Linked DNA regions of Mus musculus: region 2 is linked to region 1. Evidence: chromatin loops called from intact Hi-C (ENCODE). Cell type or tissue: left cerebral cortex. All regions are shown on one strand.

Evidence for each region. A loop is a pair of places that touch in the nucleus more often than their neighbours do. Peaks named below come from ENCODE experiments on the same cell type or tissue, not always from the same donor. Only the 100,000 strongest peaks of a DNase experiment are listed, where the experiment ranks them.
Region 2: a loop joins it to region 1, with 2.5 times the contacts of the local background. A loop is called at or near these places in 3 of 42 quality-filtered maps.

What each region holds. Positions count from the first base shown.
Region 1 is chr5:30,959,393-30,961,892 of GRCm38, forward strand. It overlaps Preb (prolactin regulatory element binding), which reads right to left and starts at 935. Exons shown (of 9, transcript NM_016703.3): 1 at 579-935; 2 at 1-20. The coding sequence starts at 713. In left cerebral cortex, a CTCF peak has its summit at 976; a DNase peak (open chromatin) is centred at 948; H3K4me3 peaks cover 1,391 bases; H3K27ac peaks cover 1,166 bases.
Region 2 is chr5:31,191,818-31,194,317 of GRCm38, forward strand. Eif2b4 (eukaryotic translation initiation factor 2B, subunit 4 delta) reads right to left here and starts at 1,322. Exons shown (of 13, transcript NM_010122.2): 1 at 1,176-1,322; 2 at 765-808; 3 at 336-471. The coding sequence starts at 1,206. It overlaps Snx17 (sorting nexin 17), which reads left to right and starts at 1,487. Exons shown (of 15, transcript NM_153680.2): 1 at 1,487-1,648; 2 at 2,052-2,126. The coding sequence starts at 1,586. In left cerebral cortex, a CTCF peak has its summit at 1,245; a DNase peak (open chromatin) is centred at 1,345; H3K4me3 peaks cover 2,359 bases; H3K27ac peaks cover 1,427 bases.

The DNA.
Region 1 (2,500 bases):
AGCTCTAGCTGCAGAAAATGCTGTGAGGGAACCAAAGTGGGCAAAGGTCAGGCCAGCCCGGAAGTCACATTAAATCCTAGTCTCTCTCAGTTGTACTTTTGCTTCCCGCACCTCCAGCTCTTATTTTTTGTTTTTTTTTGTTTTTTTGTTTCTTTGGTTGTTGTTGCTGTTGCTTAGAGCTGTATTCTCTTACTGGAGCTTCTTAATTCATACAGCAAGCAGGGTTTAGATTACTAGGTCCAGTTTACAGAAAGAAAAGAATTCCGTCTCCAGCTGCTTGAAGATGGACAAGACAATGTGCCTTCCTGGAAAAGGCCAGCGTATGAGCCCTGGACCAGCTCTCGTAATCCGGCGTGGACAGTCCTGGATTCGCAGACCTGCACAGCTTTCAGTCTAATTTTGGCTGTCTCAACCACTCTGCTCAGGTGAAACCAGCACCCGAACGGCAATCCTGGGTGCTCCCGCTAGAAATGGGTAGGGACTAAATCAGGGGTACTGCTCACCTCTGCATCCCCCGGCCACCCTGGAATCTCCCTGGGCCACGGTATAACCTGTTCTCAGTGGCCCTGCGTTCTCACCACGCCATTCTTTATGCCGGTCTTGGCAGCTCCTCCTCCGCCCGCAGCGATGAGCAGCCCAGTCTTGGGGTCTATCCGAAGCGCGTACAACGGGAACGGGGCCCGGTACAGCTCCACACCCCGGCGCCGACCCATCCCGCCCGCACGTTCACCGCCAACCCCGCGGAACCCACGACATGCCGCGCCTCGCCTCCGAAAGCTCAGGAACTTGGCGCTAGAGTTTTCCGGAAGACTGCCGACCCCTCTCAGCACTGGACTTGCCACCACTCAAACCACCGCAAGCAGCCGATCTGCGCCCGCGCGGCCGACTGGGTCTTGCAGGCGTTCAGTGCGCACGCGCCGAGCTCCTGGGCTCTCTCTGCGCAAGCGCAAGACGCCAATCCGCGTCAGCACTAGCGGGACGCGCTGTCACGGAACCCTGGCGTCGGATCCGGGTCCTAGCCCCGAATGACGATGAAGCTGCCATCTTTGTGTGGGGCGTGGGAGGTGGGGCTAGAAGAGATTACTGAAGATCAGTAAATCGAATTAAAAAGTTCTCGGACTGGGACAGTCCCCACTTCAGGAGAGATACACAGCAGACTCGTACAAGCCGGGCCTTTGTGTGTTACTCCAGGGAGGAAATGGGTTCTCCCGGGTTGTGTGGAGGACAGACACTCCAAAACAGATTCACTGCTTCCTAATATCCTAATATGAAGAAATCAGTCCCCACTTTGAGAGCATCCTCCGCGGTTGATTGGACTCTTTCTTATGGCTTGACATCCACTTCTGGAACATCGAACTCATGGGACTGGCAAGACTTGAGACTAGGCACAAAAACCCACAAAATCCCAGATAAACCGGGCTATTTGGTTACCCTACTATTTAAGTGTTTTTGGAACATGTTCACATTATAGAGATGTAAGGACCATTATTTGAATATGGTTTATATTTTAGTATTTGATGTCTTTTGCGATTCATAATGAGCCCCAGTCAACCATACATGAATTTATACTACCATGGTGTCTTTTGGACCCATATGCAGCTGAACAAACCACGTGATTAGAAGAAGCCAATTTTAGGCCCATTTACTAGCCTTCAGGGAGGAGAGAGGAACTTGACACTGAATTCAGTCACCAGTGGCCAGTATGTGCCCATATGATGAAATATTTGTTTTTAAAACAACCCTAGACAATAGGGATCAATGAGCTCCTGGGTTGGTGGTCTCATGTAGGTGCTGGATGGATGGATGGTGTGCCCAGAGAGGGCAAGGAAGTACTGCATTCTTCACCCTTTATCCTCCATGTACCTTGCCCTACACATCTCTTCCCTTCTGCTAATTCTGAGTTCTATTCTTTATGCTAGAAGAGAAATCCTAAGGAAGATGGAAGTGAGCTCTGTGTGCTGTTCTGACAACTTACCAGACTGACAGAGGAAGTCACAGGGACTTCTGCTTCCCAGCCTGTTATTTAGAAGTACAGATAGATGGTCAGGACTCAAAGCTGGAGACACTGGAAACGATCCTTTAGGATCAGTCCCTTTGATTTATGGGATCTATCCAGTGTGAACACCTGTGGGTGGGTGGTGTTAGAAATTTCGTTCCATTGTTGGACAGATACCTAGTTGGTGTCTTAGAATTGGAGATGTGTCTGAAAACACTCCATATTTGGTTTCAGAGATGTCCTAAGAAGCAGAACTTCTCACTGTGTGAATGAAAAATGACTAGGCAAACTCCAGTTCACACTGGCCGCTTCTCTTATTTTATGTCAGTTCCTGTTTGTAAAACACTGTTGAGCAAGTGAAAGGAAGGTCGCTAAGCACCTGGCAGCCAGGCTCTAATGCAGTTGTTTTGGTTTGATGGTCATTTCCTGTTGTAGATATTATCTACCACATACTCTTCCCACCCAAATTCCTCCAAGTCTAGGCAAGAACATCATGTGCTATTT
Region 2 (2,500 bases), 230 kb after region 1:
CTTTTATCTATTTTTTTTCCCTTTCTTGACTGAGGCTGGAATTCATCAGAGATCCACCTGTCTTTGCTTTGGCCTTAGTTTCCCTTTTACCTTATCTAAGTTTTTTTTTTTTTCCTTTTTTGACTGAGGCTGGAATTCATCAGAGATCCACCTGCCTTTGCTTTGGCCTTAGTGCTGGGGTTAAAGGTGTGCTGTAAGCCACCACCAGCCAGCACCATCAGGCTCTGCCTTCCAAGTAACCGCTTTTGTACTTGCTCAAACCAACTTTGTTCTATCTCCCTTTGCAAATCCCTCATCCAGCATCCTACCCCCGGCCGTTTAAAGCGTCCCCGCACCTTGCCGTTGAGCTGCAGACACAGCAGAGCCAATTTCTTGGTCTGCCCCCTTTTCCTCCTTCCGTTTCTTCTTCTGCTGTTTCTTTTCTTTTCGAAGCTGAAGCTTCTCTTCTTGGGTCAACTCCCGCCCTGCTGCCTGAGACACAGACACGGGAACTGCTCTACCCCAGGCCATTCCAAAGGTTTATCAAGATGCTTACTAGATTCCCCCAAGGTTAAGTTCCTAACACTCTCTGACTTCTGTTACAAGTCTACGTAAGTAAGGAGAGAAACTTCTTCAGTCATAGTCACACACCGTTAAGCTCTGTAAAATCTCCCAGTTCTACTAAGAGATGAACTGAAAAGGATGGGAGATGGGGCCAAATGAAGGTGACACAGCTTTCTGTGTAGCTCTTGACAGGCGACTTAGGAGGTCTCTCCCTCACTTACCCCGGGCCGAGGAGAAAGTTCAGTCTTCATCTCGGATCTCGATTCTGCATCAGAAAACAGGGCACAGAGTGAGCCAGACAGGCTCCGGGAGGACTTGGGGAGACTCGTCGGCGCAGCTGGCTGCTGGGTTGGCATGACCACAGCTCGGCTGCCGGGCGCGAGGCGCTCTGGGATCCGCGTGGGGACGCACTGCGCGGCAGGATCAAAGGACAGGCGTGGGAGGAAAAGGGTCAGTCACCCTTCTGGGAACAGCCGGCAAGCAGCACCCTGCTGCGCCCTAGATCTTGTAAACCAGAGTCCCGCGACGTGCAGAAACCCGGCGGCAAGGCCCAAAGGCGCTCCGGACCCCGCATCAGCGATCCAGTGTTCATCTGCTCTTCTACCACTTGGTGCATCTAGCCCTTCACTCACCTTCGCGAACAGCCACCGCCACCGCAGCCATGACTGTGGGTCCTAGGCTCCTCCCGCCGAGGTCACTCACACTACAGCGCCACCTGGGCTGCTGGCTCCCCTGATGCCTCCCGCGGAGTCAGTCCCCAGCGGACTACAACTTCCGGCGTGCACTGGGTCCCGCCCAGGACTACGGGTCGCGGTGAGGACCAAAGGATGTTGGGTTCCCAATTAGGAGCGTCTCCGGCGCTCGACTACAGCTCCCAGCATGCCGAGGTTGCTGCTCGCAGAGCCGTCATCCTACAGCCTTCCCACCTCGGAGTTCAGGCCCACCAAAATGGCGAGCTGGGCTGCGGAGACGCGCTGAGTGGCAGAGGCAAGCGAGCAGAGGCGCTGCGAACCTGGTAGTACGGAGCTCTGCCTTAGGGAACATGCACTTTTCCATTCCTGAAACGGAGTCCCGCAGTGGGGACAGCGGCGGCTCCGCCTACGTGGTGAGGAGGTGCTAGAAGCTGGGCCAGGGCGGGGATAACGGGCCGGAGCTCTCGGAGCGGCCTCCAGCCTTCGAACCTCACTGGAAGCCATCTCATGTCTCAGTTTCGTACTTAAGCCACCCCAAGCTCCAATAGGTTCTTCTTTCCCCGGCCAGGCCGCGACTGCTCTGGCGGTGGGCACTATTGTCATCTCCGGGAGGGATACTGCCGCACAAGCGCCCGAGTGTCCTCGGGACTGGGCCTTCTGCTTGAAACCCGGCCCTGGGGGAAAAACAGGCTAAATCCCGGGAAGTCTCGGAGCGTTGCGCAGACGGATATGTCAGGCAACTTCCGGACAGGTTTCTGGGGCAAGAGGTGGTTTGCACGTCGATCCTGAGATGTTTGCCTGCTTTTGTGTCCTCAGGCCTATAACATTCACGTGAATGGAGTCCTGCACTGTCGGGTGCGCTACAGCCAGCTTCTGGGGCTGCACGAGCAGGTGGGACTAACAACCCTGTCTAGATGCAGCTTCAAGCCCTTCCATACCCACGGACATTAATCCCCTTTCATTACATCACCCTATAATCACTGCTACAGTGGAAGGTGGACTTTGTTAGCGTGACATTTCCGGAAACTCTCTGAGCGGCTTGTCTCTCACAGTTCCTGTACTTCCCTATACTCACACATCCTTCCTTCTCTGAGCTGTCTCCTTTTTCATCCTTTGCCCCTGCATGGAAAAACTGAACCCTGTTAGTCAAAGCACATTCCTTCTGGCACCTAAACTATAACTTGGGAATTCATTCCCCGGATTAATACAAACCATTCGCTGCTTTCCTTGTGTGTTCTTGGTCCCATCAGTGTATAAGATGTCCA